Regions from separate parts of the Homo sapiens genome. Here region 1 is linked to region 2. A link is a loop called in an ENCODE intact Hi-C map of the cell type or tissue named here. Cell type or tissue: gastrocnemius medialis. All regions are shown on one strand. Each heading gives the region's core, and the rest is flanking DNA. Links, peaks and the distances in the headings are about the cores only.

Region 1 (7,936 bases), core at 1,590-6,589, 73 kb after region 2:
GGTTGTTAATCTCAGACAACGAATACAACTTGGCCTAATATTTAACGGTGGAAACTTTTGCTCTGAGCCAGGCTTACCATGCTACACAGTGACTTGTCATTCGAAGATGGTGCCTGTCGAAGAATGAAGCAACCCAACATCACAATATATAGAAATATAAATGTATAGAAATAAATATATAAATATATAGAAATATAAGCAGCTGGCTTAAGAGATCCAGCTGCTTTAGTAATGGCCTCCAAATGCCTATGAGTGCCTAATTTAAGTATGTTCATTCTCATAAACAAAGATAAAGAAGTCCATTGGCCAAGGATTCTATTGTTCATGCCATCTGTTTAACCTACTTGATGAAGTAGTCTCGCCCATCTCGGTTTGCCGTCATCTCCCATCCATAGGGCGGCACCTGGCTCAAGCCCCAGGTTCCCGAGGGAGGCGGCCAGCCTGAAGACTTCGTCCTGTGGCTGGAAAAGAAAAAAAAAAAAGCATCATTACACCTGACTCCTGAACATTCCTTCTGAGACAAACTCTGGAAGGAGAATGTGACTTGCTCCTCTTAGATTGGGCAAACCCCCAATTAACGTTGCAACAAAAATCGACACATTATCTTTTACAATTTCTAGTTTACAACTTCAATTCAGCAGCAAAATGAAAGGGTAGGTTCTGGAGAATTTTCTAGGTGCCTGCCTTTCCAAGATCAAGAAGAAAGAGGAAGTAACTCCATGTGACAAGCAGTAGCAATGGGCAGCCTTGTAGTCACAGTCTGTAACCAGAGGCCTGAGTCCAGTTTCTGAAGCATCACTGAATCCTGGCTAAGCCTCCTCAGCCCAGGACCTGCAGAAATTCCTCCTTGCCCTCATGTATGCCCAAGACTTCCTCAGACCTTAACCATACTTCGGAAGGAAGTAAATGATGCTATTTTAGGATGGCTCAACATCCCTCATCACTTGGTCCTTTCACTTCAGATGAAGTTATTCACTGCATAGCCTGTAAAAGCCTTTGGGTGGTTCCAAATCCCAGGCTGGCACCACCGAAGCTGGTGGCAGGGAGCAGTGATGATGCTTTCAGGGACTCACAGTCTCAGCTACCCGTGAGCCCTTTGCAAAGAGGAAACAGCACCCCCTGCAGTCAGATGACTGCAGAGCAGGCACCCTTCCCCCAGCCTGGTGCCCACCCAGGCTAGTGAGTGTGGCAGGGGCTAACACAGCTGGGCACTCTCGCACTAGGTGCACCCTGAACAACCTCATGTGGTGGCTCTTCCGCAGCAAACATCCAAAGCAGGGGTCTCGGCCTTTCAGACTTTTAATTCCCCAGGATACTGGGCAACTCATCCCTCCCCAGCCCAGCCCTTCCAACACCTCTCAAGTGAAACAAGCCCATTTCCTGCATGTTTTCTGCAGATGAACTATTTTGCATAATTTTAACCACCTCCATTCCTTTTTCTTAACTTCCTTTCCATTTTCCTACAGCCTTCATAAAGGATGTAGGAACAGTTTTTCTGTTGGAAAAAAAGTGTTCACAAATTTAATACTGGTTTGGTAAATGTAGAATGCCACCATAGGATTATCTGTGGCCCATTGACTACTAAAAGACATGGCAAGCATTTTGTTCCTCTTCTTTGCACAAAAGTCAGCAGTGGCAATTTCCTCTGGTGGTTTTTTTTTTTTTTAATGTGCTGCTTCCCTGCAGTGAGAGAACACATGAATTTGCTACCCTGAGGTACTATTAAAACAACAACAACAAAAAAACCACACGCAAAACCAAAAAAACCCACCAATTTCTCTACGCTAGTAGAGAATGCATTTGAATGCTTTCTAAGGTGGTATCAAGAAAAGTACTTACAGGTATGAACACAGTCTATTCTATTAAAAATGTTTCCAAAAGTAATAGTACAGTTAGAAATGGCACAAAGAATATCCTTGTGAGTGAAAGGAGGCCTATGTAGAGAATGCAACAATTTATTCTGGCTTACTCAATTATGTTCGGTGTCAGAAAGTTTATCTTCCCCAGAGGAGGCTAACTTATTGAAAACAAATAAACTATCTTCCTTTCCTTTCCTTTTCCTTTTCCTTTCCTTTCCATTCTTCTTCCCCTCCATGAAATCTTAATCACTAAAGGAAAGACACAGGCTTCCTAATATAATTTACATGTAAAATATAGCATTATAATAACGAGTTGGAGGAAGGCTGAATTTTATTATAAACTACATTTTCCTGTACAGTATGTTCAGGAAGCAGCTAACAACCATTTAGCAAGATGTTTTCAAATAAAGCCTCTTGTCATAAAATACCAAATGAAGTGCCAATACTGGAAAACTCTACAAATGCAAATCAACTGAATCTAGCTCAAGGAGTATCCCCTGATACAAAACAAATAATTGAATAATTAAGATCAAACATGGCTACATGTCTGTTAATGTGTTGACAAAAAAAATACATGGATCTGAAAGGCCTTAGTATGATTTAGCAAATTAAAAGTGCAAGTAGAAAAAAAAAACACCCTTTGTAAGTATTTATCTATAACAACCTTGAGAAAAGTTAACGACACAGGTCGTAATTGCAGAGGGATTTGGCTCCGGTTCCTATGCAGTGTGATGACTACAAGTCCAGCCCTGACAACGGCCAGTATGAGGATTTCAGGCAGGCATAATCCAGGGTTTTATGTACTTCCCAAATTGAGCTGAAAAGAAGCACCTGGCAGCACTTGTTAAATATACAGATTACCAGGTCCCAGAAATGATGATTATGATTCAGTAGGTCTGCATTAGAACAAGAAATCCATGAGTAGGTGTGAATGCATTGAAACAAGTAATTCAGATGATTCTTGTCTTCAGGTAGGGTTGCCAGATTTAGCCAAAAAGCAAAGCCAAACAAAAGTATCCACTTAAATTGAATTTCAAATAAACAATGAATAATTTTTAGTATAAATGTTAGTATAATTTTATTGTAATATATAGGATATACTTATACCAAAAAGTAATGTTATTATTTATTGAAAATTTAAATTGAAGTAGGCATTCTGTATTTTTTAACTGGTAACCATGGGGTTTGGGAAATACTAGTTCTTGCTACCCCAAGCTTCGGCTGAGATCTGGTAGCATGGGTATTACCTTGTGGTTTGTTAGAAATGCAGAATCTGCATTTTCTTGAGATCCCTATGGAATTTATATACCCTGGAAAGTTTGTGAGGCATCACCCAAATCAGTGGTTTCCAGTGTGATGCCTTACTGCACGTTGGAATCCCCCATGGAGGAACTTGTAAACTACAGATGCCTGGAACCAAAGCCAAGCCACTGAGCCCGAATATCTGGGGATAGGGCCTAGGCATTGGTATTTTATACTACCCAGGTCAGCCAAAGTGGCGACCCACTGCTCCACATAACTCTACCTTTTTTTTTATTATTATTATTTTTTATTTTTAGCTGACAAGGTAGGAGAGGAAGGATGTGGTGATCAAGAGCAGATATGCTGGAGCAGAGAGTTTGAGAAGCATAGTCCCAGGAGCAGCAATAGCGGCATCACCTGGGAATTTGAGATGTAAATTTTGGGGCACCACCCAAGACCTACTGAATCCAAAACTCTGGGGTGATGGGGGTGATCCAGCAATCTGTGTTTAACAAGCTTCCACACAATGCTGATGCCCACTCAAGTTTGAGAAACACTGGGTTAGAACCAGACTCTCTTCAATCCAGGCTCTGCCGTTTATTTTCCACGACCTTGAACAAGTTACTTCATCTCCCTAACCCCCTCAGTTCCAGCTACTCCTTGGTAAAATGATGACAATAGGACCCATTGGGAGAATACTAAGTGAATTTTGTAAAGCACTCAGTATGTGCTATAAAGTCTTTGCTAAATAACTATAATATAGGACTTTGGGTGGTTTTGCAAGTATGAATGGCTTTAATCCATCCTCAGAACAGAAAGACAGTGAAAGGCTTGGTCATCTATTCTTCTCCATTCTGGCAAGAGCAGGGCAAGAAGGGTCTTAACCAAGCAGTCACACCTTCCCAGAATGTCAGAAGGTGATGAGTTCAGCCATTCTCAAGGCGGAAGGAAACATCAGAAAGTTTTTTACCAGAAATCCCAGCTGTGTGATCCTGGGTGCACAGTGTCCATTTCCACCGGGCTCAGGCAAGGCCTTGAGAGTTCTTGCAATTCTGATGTCCTGTGACTTCTATCTGAGAGCATGGCTGTGTGAACCACTTTCAAACGCTTAGCTCAGCCTTAAAAATAGCGACCTACATTGGCAGGGCTATTTAAGTCACTTCAGAAACTCCCAGCGACTGACTGAACTGGTTTGTAACTTTGTGCTTTACCCATCTATTGTTTGCAACAGATTGAAACCTTCCTGGACAAAAAATGTCTTCATACTTGATAGGAAATGAGAGCAGCTATGAATGGTACAGACAAAGTTGTGGAACGATTTGTATTGCAACCATTAGTGGAAGCAACCCATGGTTTCCTCCTGCGTTCATGCCTCTAAGTCCTGGACAAAATCTCGATGGCCAGCTCGCCCTAGGAGAAGGCAGGCTTTCAGGAGCCACCTGGAGGCCTCTTTGGTATTTGAGTTTCCTTAGAAACATGGCAGTATCAGAAAAAGGGATGCCGTAGGGGAGAAGGAATGTGAGGTCAGGTTCCAAAGTCCCGAGTCAGATTCAAATTCTGCCACTTACTAGATTTGTGACCCTGTGCAATTTACTCTAAACTCTCTGTACCTTGTTTTCATCACCTGTAAAGTAGAATTATTCTAACTCACTGTTTTTCATCTGGGGTGATTTTGCCCCCAAGGGACACTTAGCAATATCTAGAGATTTTTGGTGGTCACAACTGAGGGGAGGAGGAGACTAGGTATATTGCTAAACATCCTACAACACACAGGACAGCCCCTCAAAAGATAGAACTATCTGGCCAAAATGGCAATAGAGCCAAGATGAAAAAACCCTGCTTAGCTCATAGGACTGTTACAAGAAGATAATGTAATTAATGCACAATTCTTAGTATAGTACCTGGTATATAGCAGGTTCTCAATAAACCTTAGTTGAATAAAACATAAAACCAAGCATTCTCAAGGTTTCTGCTTAGAGTCTAATAGTGATAAATACAACATATCTTTACATCAGAGGGAAAGAGTTCAAATACCAGGTTTGCCACTTAACAGGTTGGCTTTTCTGGGTTTTAGTTTTATGTGTAAAATGGAAATAATAACAACTAGCTCACAGTGATGTTATGCAGATAAATGAGATACATAAAGCTCTAAAGTACAATGCTTGACTCATTTAGAATAGTCTCATCAAATGGTACATTGTGTTGTAAGCAGTAATGGTCATACTAATAAGAGTAGCACGCAGCATTTCTAAGGATATAACTGCTTAGGATACTCACAGGCCTGCCTCAGCACGCAACAGGCGCCTGCATTATTATTTCCCTTTCAAAGATGAAGAAACTGAGACACAGAAAGGGTGTATAACTAGCCTAATAGGGACAGCAATCTACTGAGCCCTGAGACTTTCTACTCCAAACTCCATATTACTTACACTGTGCCACAAATAAGTGTGATAACAACTTATCAGCTTTCTTATGTATCTGGTAATATTTTGGACAGGTAGCCAGGAATAAGCTGCATCCTTTGAGACTTGGTGTTGAGGAATGCATTATCTTCATTTCAGATATGGGAAAACCAAAGCTAAAGCTCTATGCATTCGGTCATTCATCGGTGACATTGCATGATACTATACAGGTCTAACAAAATAAAACACGATCCAGAATTTTATCATTCTTATCTTTGTGGACTCACAAAGATTATTTTCAGACTAACCCAAGGTTATATAGCATTCTCATTTAGCTTGCTGTAAATGGTGGTTGGATTATAGAACCCCAAACCCTACAGATACCTCAAGGTATCCTAAGATAGTATTTTACATTTGCAAGCAGATGGTATTCAAGGTATGTTTTGGGTTGACATGCAATGTGGGTTAAGGTAAGGAAGTGGAGAGGTGTGAGGAAAATGAATGATAATAGATGGTTCTGGATGAATTTAACAAGCTCCAAGTTTTGAAGACAGCCATGTTTCTTTTGTGCCCAGCTTGATATGTCACATTGGGGTTAGTAGAGGGTCCCTGGCATGACCCTCAGGGAGAAACTGTCCTGTACAGTTTCTTGCCCCCATGAATCAGTAAGGAACCGGCTAACCAGGTCTTTTCATTCCATTTATTCGTGCTGTAGACACACATAGGTCCTGAATCAGGCTGCTTTCTCTTTTCCCTCAGAACATAACTTTCTCCATTAAATCAAGCTTCAGTACAGTAGTCAAAGTATTTTGATCTCATACAACAGGTAGCAGCTTTTCATTCTACTGTTCCTTATTAGCAGGTTTTGGCACAGGTACATGTGAGGAAAGCTACATTAATAGCCTGAAAATAACTTCAAAGCCCCACAGATAGAAGTAAAAATCATCCCACCAACTATTTTTAAGACGTCACTTTTGTTATGACAAGGAGGACAGGAAAATATAGTAAAGGGGGAAAAGCACACAGTTAAAAACTACTTTAAATATTAATGCCAAGCCTCATGAAAGCAGATGCTCAAAAATATATTCATTACAAAATGATTTTAATCAAGAAGAAATGTATTATTAATCAAGAGTTTCACTATGGTAAAAGACATTTGACTGTATATTTTAACAACCAAATTGAAATACTTTTCTGATTATTTTCATCTGATTCATTACATGATTTACCAACCCACACAATAAAATTAATTATGTAGTTATACATCTATGATTTTCAGCACAAGCCTCTCACAGCTTGTTGAGTTAGTTATGTTTCTTAATTAGGTATCAGGGAGAATTATTAGGATAATTAAATCTGGGTTAACTGGTCTTCTTCCAAAAGTTTCTACTTACAAAGTTCAGCCTCACTTTGTGAACAATCCAGTGACAGAATCCAGATGTCTTCAGGGTCTGAGGCCATGTATCTATAGAGTCCCCAGACATCACATGCAGTGGTTGCCATTAAAGTTAGATGCAGCCCTGCCCCGAATTGGACATTTGAATTTTGTACTGTGCATTTGCATCTCTTAGTTCACTGAATTCTCCAACTCTGTAAATGTGGAAGGACAATATAATTAGCATGATATTGTTGAGGAGATAGCATAGTAGAATGGCTAAGATTCATTGCTCAGAGAGGCATCACAGAGCTAAATGTGAGAACCGTCAACAGGTCAAGTCTTGAGCTCCTTCTGCTAGAATGCTGTTGTACCTGTTCATGAGTTTGTAGCTGTTATTATACTTCCCAAGCATATGATGCCAGGTGGTAGGCTGGGCACTCACCCTTGAGGGGATGGACAATGTCCTTACCTTTCTATCAGTATTACTCAGACTAGTGCCAGGCACATGATAGATGTTCAAATGGGAATTGAATTAATAAATGAATCCAAGCTACATGATGATACTGGCACAGGATGTTAGGATTAAAATTGTAGTTCTCTGCCTTTGAGTGGGTAAGAATACATGTGTGTTGAAATGCCATTTGTTGAATAACTGCTGTCAGGCACTGTTCTAGGCACTTTCACAGATTCTTTCTTTTTAATCCTTAGAACAGCTCAACAAGAGGGGTTGTTTGCTACTACGTCAGCTCATCCAATGATGGAATAGCATTCAGACATTAAACCAAAGTTGTAGATGAAGACCGACTGCCATAGGATGTAGTTAAATGAACAAAGTTGGTTACAAAAAGGGTGTGCACCATGTGATCCACCTTGTAAAAAAAATCTGTGTGCATAGGCAAGAAAAACAGTCTGGAAGAATGGGTACACTGTGGTTAAATCTGGGTTGTCAGATTAAGGTGGTTTTTTAAATTCTTGCGTATTTAAATTTTGTGTATTTTATATTGTGTATTTAAATTTTGTATATTTTTCCTATAGTGAATATATATTACTTTCAT
Region 2 (7,936 bases), core at 1,792-6,791:
AATCATTTCCCCTTTAATTATGCATTTTCAGGAATTTTTAGAACCCTAACATGATTACCTTAATATGTTTATACAGTAGAAGCTCTGGACTTAAAAATGGGTGAGTGAATTATAAGCACAGTTCAATGTAAGTCACAAGAAAGCAGTGTCTTACAGTTATCTGGGAAGCAATGGGTTAATCTAAGCTTTGAAAAGTTAAAAGTAAACCAAATAGCGTTTGTTATTGCAGGAATCATCAGAGGTCTTAAATGTCTAGAACATACTGCAAACCTCCCAAAGCGGTATATAATGCAGGGCATTTTAAAAACAGGGGCTCCTTTCTTAGGGAAACCTTTGGGTAGGAGTATTTTGAATAATAACACACTTGGAGAAACTGTCTTTTTAAGGGAAGGCAAATTGCTTCAGAAATATGCTAAGTGAAAACCCAATTAATCTTATGTTTTCCTTTTCTGTTTTCTTTAATTTAGAAAAAGTTCTCTTTGTTTAAAAGAAATAGAAATAAAATTACTATTATTTTATACTGTTAGCTGCTGACCACATAAAATGACCTTTTTTTGAAGCAAATGAAAGCTTCAGTGACCCCATGTTTAACAGAATGTAGCTTTAGAGCTGGGAAATTTTCAATCAAGTGAACAATAGTAATTAGGATACTCCTTTTCAAAGTCTTCCAAATCTAAGAATATTTATCATATCTTTTAACTATAGACACAATCATTCAGATGGGGATGAGTCAAGAATAGATGCTTTGCTGGAAGGGGAAGAAAGAGGAGGCCACAGGCCTCTAATTGAGCACTCCAGAAAAGCCAGAACATGGCCTGATTATTGCCAATTACAGAGTAGAATTAAAATTTAACATCTACAATTATGGGACAGAATTACTGTTCTGAGCTGTAAGCTCCAATTACTAAGACACAGTTAATCAAGATAGAAAGCCTGAAATGGCTCCTAGGAGAAAGGGGAAACAGGCAGGAAGAGGGAGGGGAAACTGCACCCTTTGTTTAGCTCCCATTAAGCCATTGTCGTGTTGCAGGTCATGTAAATTCACAGTTAACAAAAAAGTACATCCCATACTTCATTTAGTGTGACAAATGTTTAAAAAAATTTTTTTAACTGTTGCCATAGCAACACCTAGCTGCAAATACCATAATATGTTTTATATGTGAGTTAATAAGAATTTTATTGTTGTGATCATTTGTGTAGCTTTCACTTAAGTATTTCACAGGCATGCCTGGCTGAAGAGTAAATTATTCATTGTGGGAGAAAAGAGCTCAGTAGTTTAATAAATTCCATTCAGGCTTAAAGATTGGGTAGAGAATCTTACCTCAAAGTTTAGGTTTCGATGCAGATCACTTAGAGACATTTAAAACAAAAATAACATTTATTTTTATTTATGGTAATCCCCTTTTATGCACTGTTTCGCTTTCTGAGGTTTCAGTTACCTGAGATTAACCAAGTTCTGAAAATATTAAGTGGGAAATTCCAGAAAATAGACAATTCCTAAATTTTTAATTACTTGCCATTCTGAGTAGCGTGATGATATCTCACAATGTTTCTGCTCTACCGTGCTCTGGAGAACTATCCTTTTGTCCAGCAGATCCACCCTGTATACACTCCCTGCCCCTAAGTCGCTTAGTGGCCTTCTCAGTTATTAAATTGAAAAAACAGAATCCATAGGGTTCAGTAGTATCCTCGGTTCCAGGCATCCACTAGGGGTCTTGCAACATAACCCTTGCTATGAATAAAGGGGGACTACTGTACTGAGATAACAGTACTTCTCTGATACTGTGGTGTTAGAAAATAAATACATGTGGCCAGGCATGGTGGCTTATGCCTTTAGTCCTAGCACTTTGGGAGGCTGAGGTGTGTAGATCACAAGGTCAGGAGTTTGAGACCAGCCTGGGCAACATGGTGAAACCCCATCTCTACTAAAAATACCAAAATTAGCCATGTGTGGTGGTGGGTGCCTGTAGTCCCAGCTGCTCAGGAGGCTGAGGCAGGAGAATCACTTCAGCCCAGGAGGCAGAGGTTGCAGTGAGCTGAGATCGTGCCATTGCCTGGGCAACAGAGCAAGATTCCATCTCAGAAAAATAAAATAAAATAAAATAAAATAAAATAAATATATGTAAAGTTCAGAGAGTGGAGTTCTGTCTTTTCAGGGAGATTAGGAACTGGATGCTGCCCTGAGGCACTGGCAATGCAGGGGAAAGGGCAAAGGAATTACAGGAGATGCCTTGGGCTGCAATTCTAGCCTTGCTTCAGGCAGGTTGCTTCACCTCCCAGCAACTGTTGGGTAATTTACATGTACTCCAATACAATATCAACATAAAAGTGCTTGGCCAACTACAAAGTTATTCAATTAATGAAGAATATAAGGCAAACACTCAAACAGAGGGTAATGAAAGCCATTTAAATTTACCTGGTGCATAGTGTGTTCCACATTTGAGCTCTTTTAAGACACCTTCTGATTTGAACCCAAGGCAGCTGGAAGGAGGAACAAAACCACAGAACTACATAGGAGGTGCTAGATTTAGGAACCTGGCAGTCCTGTCACACTAATGCTATACCAAGTACTGCTGTAGATACACTAAAATGCTAGTTCCCGAACTGAAGACATTTACCTCCAGATTGAACCACTTAAAGCAATTTCTAAAATTTCTCAGGTTTAAGCACTTTTACTAGCGCTCAGCTGTTTCCACTGATACCTCTTTTGTTTTTAAATTAAATTTCTGTGTAACTAGACTGAAAGAAAGCATACTTGAATTAAATTATGTGTTAGTCTATAAGCACAAACTCTTAGTAAAAGTTAACAGAAAACAGAAACAGAGTGTGGTTTTTTAAAACTATTTTTTCTAAGTTTCCAAGTTAATTTTTTACTGACTTTGAATAGTGGGTAAAAAATATTGATCTCCTATTGATATAGGTGAATAAAATAATTCCCATTTTACTGATTGATAACCTGAGCCATAGAGAAGAAACTATCTTAATGCCTAAGGAGAGAAAAAATCTGAACTCTGGGTTTCCTGACTTTCAGCTTAAAAGCATTTTAATATTAATTACAACTTTGTATTAGCATAATTTTCTATACTGAAATTTTATCAAAATTTTTATTTGAAGTTTTCTGAAATTTCACTCTCTAATAGCTTAGAAATTTGAAAATTAGATGTTGTCTTCGTCTGCTTTATGTTGCTGTAACAGAATACCACAGACTGGGTAACTTATAATGAACAGAAATTTATTTGACTCATGGTTCTAGAGGCTGAGAAGTCCAAGAGCGTGGTGTCAGCATCTGAAAGGGGCCATCATGCTGAGTCATCCATGATAAAAGGCCCAAGAGTGAGCTAGGAAGAGAAGGAAGAACTCACTTTTATAGCAACCTACTCTAGTAATAAAAAACCTACTCCCAAATGACAACGTTAATCTACTCATGAGGGCACAGTTCTCATGGCCTAATCACCTCTTAACAGTCCTACCTCTTAATACGATCACAATGGCAGTTAAATTTCCACATGTTTTGGAAGGAACATTCAAACCATAGCTGATGTGATTTTATAGAACATGTAACTCTGAAATGCGTATCTTCCTTGTAGATGAACCATATTCAATAGTCTGAGTCACAGACTAGAAATCAAGTAATTCCATACTTTTCACTGCTAATTTATAATCCTAGAACAGCTTTCTATAATTATGGAAGTAAAAGATGCTTTAGGAGAAAATTTCAAATACTGTAGAAGACAATAAAATGGAAAATAAGGGTCTTGTCCCAGTACCCCAAACCCCAGGCCCATTGCCCACAAGATATCAATGCTTACCATTTCTGGTGGATCCTTAAATAAATATTTTAATGACATAAAAAGTTTATCATTTAAAAATCATATACAATGGAATTTTATGAAGCACTGAGAAAGAATGAGGAAGAGCTCTTTGTGTGTTGATATGGAAAGCTCTTCGAGATTAATAGAACAAAGCAAAAATAAAGCAAGCCTTTTGTTAGTCATATGTAATGAAAATATTTTATCAATTGGCCTTTTAAATTTGTTATTTGCACCTTAATCTGTTTAAATTATGTAACAATTATTAATCACAATAATTATTGTCAACTTAAGATTTATAAAGTATTATGAGCCTTAGATAAATATACTGGAAAATTATTTGAACTATAGAACTCCAAGTTAAAAGACTTTGAAATGCAAGGGATCACCAATAGCACACAGTACCTTTCTGTATTTGTCATTCTACTTGCTATACATTAATTTGGCTATTTTAAACTTTTCCTACTGTTAGCGTTTTCTTGCCAAACAAAATGAGATGTGTGTTTGCCCATTCAAGGCTGATTTTTTTCAAAGCACTGAGCCCTGGAAGCCTGTAGAGGGCAGCAAAGAAACCTTTCCATTTTGTGATTGTCATTAGATAATTTTTAGACAGTAAACCTTTCTAGAAATGTTGATATTATTAAAAAATACACATAATTAGGCTATCCTTGAAACAGTCAATGGAATGCAGATGTTACCAAAACCTGAGACTATCCACGTAACATTCTTGGTTAAACATCTCTGTTGGCTCAAAATGCATATAGGAAAAAAGTTCAGGGTTTTCTGGTAGCATACAGGGCTCTTCAGAACCTGCCTCAAACTGTCCTCTCTACCATCATTCTGCATAGCACCTCACTAGGATCCAGGGTCATCAATCCTAGTGCAGGAAACATCTAAGGCCTGTCAGAAGCCTGGTCATCCCTGCTGTTCCCTCTTTCCCCAAAGTCCTTGGCTTATCTACAGAAAGTGAACCCCTGCTCACCATGTAGGCATCACCCCATCTACCCAACTATTTCAATTCCTGCTCATTTCTCTGGTTCAGCATTGGCCACATTGATTGTGATTATCTTCTTATCTATCTGCCTCTTCAGTATAGGGCTCATTGGTTATTCATTTTTTAATCCTAATCACCTACCACAAAGTAGCACCTAAGTGTTTAAGAAATAGATAAATGCATGTATGCATGAATGAATGCTTGCAGAGAGCTGAGATTTTTAGATCTTCCTGGAAAATGAATGCCATGTCACAGAAACATCACAAAGGGACACAGATATGTTACTTTAAATAAAACTCTTATCTTAAATCCAAGTGGCTCTGGGACAACCAGCATTGGAGGGGTTCTTAGAAAATAAGTATTGTGCAAATCTGTTGCTCCCAAAGCCTTAGGTACAGAATGGTAGGAATACAGCAGGTATTTATTACAATAATTTAATTTAGACAATGAAAATCACCAGTGGTTCAGAATATGGCTGTGTATGGCAGAAACTGAGGGAGGAGAATTTAGTGTGGAAAAAAAGTGTTTTTTTTCCCCACACTAGGGCAAAGAGGAAAATGTATAATGACTTACCTATCTTTGTGGGAAAATTATATTGAAATGGAATGAAGGAAAACAACATTAATTTCTCTTTTCTATCACTGAACTTTGAGTTATATCCAATAGAGTATCCTTATAGTACAAATGAGAAAAGAAAGGTAGTTTTCTCTTCGCTGAGAGCTGAGTTGTGAGGGCCAGTTTGGTGTGTGATCTTGGGGAAATAATATTTTTTGCTACTTTCTAAATGACCCCCAAAAACTCCTCAAAAAATGTTCCCCAAAGAGTCATGGTTTTAAAACCAAAAAGCAGTGGGCAGTTATTAACGTAATCTTTTATGCAAAAAATTCACCCTTGCACTCCTCAGAGAAAAGCAAAATAAATAGTTTCGATAAATAATTTCTTAGCTCTTTTAATTTTCAAGTTTTAGAAATTTAAGACAGTTCATTTCAGTGATCTTCTTTTTGTTTTCTTTAAATTACATGGGGACAATGTTTCTTCTGCCTTCATTTCATTTCTGTTGGCCTGATGAAAATAATCACACAATAGAAAATCCTATTTATATTGTGATATTGTGATGCTATGAAGTGAATCTTTTTTTTGTAAGAGAAATGTAAGCATATTAACATTGAGTACTCAGGGGGCAGTCATGGTGGTAACATCAGAAATGATATACAGAAAACAAAATGCATGGTGACAAGAATTTAAAAATTGACTGGAAGACTTGAGTCTTCCCTAGGGTTTGTTAGAGTCTAGGGGTGGTCTAGGACAAGCAAACTTGAACCTGAGCAAGATCATGGAGGAGGTGGAGCCTGTCACAGTTCTTTTTCCGCTTTTGCTGCATTCCATTTCCTTCAGTTCTCAAGGGCCCATTGTATTCACATTATCTCTTTAATCATAATTCGTTTCTGTAGCCAGACATTCTGTAGAAGACACTGGGCCTTACTATAGGACACACAGTTTTCAGTTTCTACCTTCTAGGTGTTCAGAAGATTTTGTTCTTTTCATGTCCCCTATATTTAAAACTGTTTCTTAGAAATCCTTCCTGCCACCAATTCATCATCATTACCACTAATTGTTCAGTGCCCGGCCCTAAAATGACTAATATGATGAAGAAAATTGTGCTTTAGAACAAATGAGTTAAAGCTTCACCTCATCATTTTAGTAAACTTTTTATTATGGAAAATTTAGATTTGTACAAAAGTTGCAAAGATGGCACAGAGAGTTCCAGTTCACCCCTTACCCCGTTTCCCCCATTGTTAATGTCTTATGTTGGCATGGTACATTTGTCACAACTAAGAAACCAACATTGTTATATTACTATTAACTAAATTCCAGACTTAGATGTCACCAGTTTTTCCATTAATGTGCCTTTTCTGTTCCAGGATGCATTTCAGGTGCCACATTGCACTTAGTAGTCATGTCTCCTTAGTCTCTTCTGGTCTGTGACAATTTCTTAGTCTTTCCCTATTTTTTGTGACCTTGACAGTTTTGAGGAGTACTGGTCAGATATTTGATAGACTATCTCTCAAATTGGGTTGGGCTGACATTTTCTTCATGATTAGACTAGGTTATGGATTTTTGTAAAGAATATCACAGAGGTGATGTGCCCTTCTTGTTATATTATGTCAGTGGTGTCTGCTATCAACATGACTTATCACTGGTGATGTTGACTTTGATCCCTGGCTAAGGTAGTGCTTGCCAGCTTTCTCAGTTGTAAAGCTATATATATTTTTTACCCCTTTCTATACTCTACTGTTTGGAATCAAGTAACAAAGTGTAGCTTACACTCAAGAGTGGGCCTAAGCTCCACCTCCTGGAGGGGAGGAGTAGCCACATAAATTATTTGGAATTTTTCTGCAAGATTTGTTTCTCCCTCTGTCTTATTAATTTTTATATCAAATCATTTATTTATATCAGTATGGAGCCATGTATATTTAATTTTTACACTTGGTTATAATCCAATACTATGCTACTTTTTTTTTTGAGACTGAGTCTCTCTCTGTCACCCAGGCTGGAGTGCAGTGGCACGATCTCCGCTCACTGCAACCTCTGCCTCCCCCAGTTTAAGCGATTCTCGTGCCTCAGCCTCCTGAGTAGCTGGGATTACAGGCACCCGCCACCACGCCCGGCCATGCTACTATTTTGTTACTCAAAATTTCCAAGTTTGGCCACTGAGAACTTTTCAGGTTGGCTTCTGTGTCCCTCTGATACATTCTCTCTCTCTCTCTCTCTCTCTCTCTCAAGCATTTCCTTACCTTGTAGTACTATGAGATGTTGTAGGCTCATCTTGTATTTTTCCAGTTCCAGCCTCATAATCAGCCATTTCTCCAGGGATCTCTGCTTCCTTTTGTTGGAGAATGACTCCTACAATTTAATCAGGGCTATAATAGGAATCACGAGCCTTAACCTGGAAGTTGATCCTGCTTATTGATTACAATTCCAATGACTTACTGAGTATAAAGTTCACTTATTATACTAAGTACCTGTTGTTGAAATTAACTATTAAATTGTGAAACTTCAGGTTCTGAGATCAGAGTCATTTTGGGGAAAAATGTTGCACTTATGTGTAGAGCTCAATAGTGTCCTTATACAA

The links. Peaks named below come from ENCODE experiments on the same cell type or tissue, not always from the same donor. Only the 100,000 strongest peaks of a DNase experiment are listed, where the experiment ranks them.
Region 1: it touches region 2 in a loop (4-fold over the local background); 4 of 110 quality-filtered maps call a loop at or near these places.

Annotation. Positions count from the first base shown.
Region 1 is chrX:12,491,205-12,499,140 of GRCh38, reverse strand. FRMPD4 (FERM and PDZ domain containing 4) reads right to left here. Exons shown (of 17, transcript NM_001368397.1): 2 at 345-461. Among named protein-coding and RNA genes, the nearest start is that of FRMPD4-AS1, 120 kb to the right of the region's middle. In gastrocnemius medialis, for the core only: no CTCF peak of the experiment used is centred there; a DNase peak (open chromatin) is centred at 4,180; H3K27ac peaks cover 1,674 bases.
Region 2 is chrX:12,564,477-12,572,412 of GRCh38, reverse strand. The region is part of intron 2 of FRMPD4 (FERM and PDZ domain containing 4); the gene reads right to left. Among named protein-coding and RNA genes, the nearest start is that of FRMPD4-AS1, 190 kb to the right of the region's middle. In gastrocnemius medialis, for the core only: a CTCF peak has its summit at 4,367 (motif pointing right); no DNase peak of the experiment used is centred there.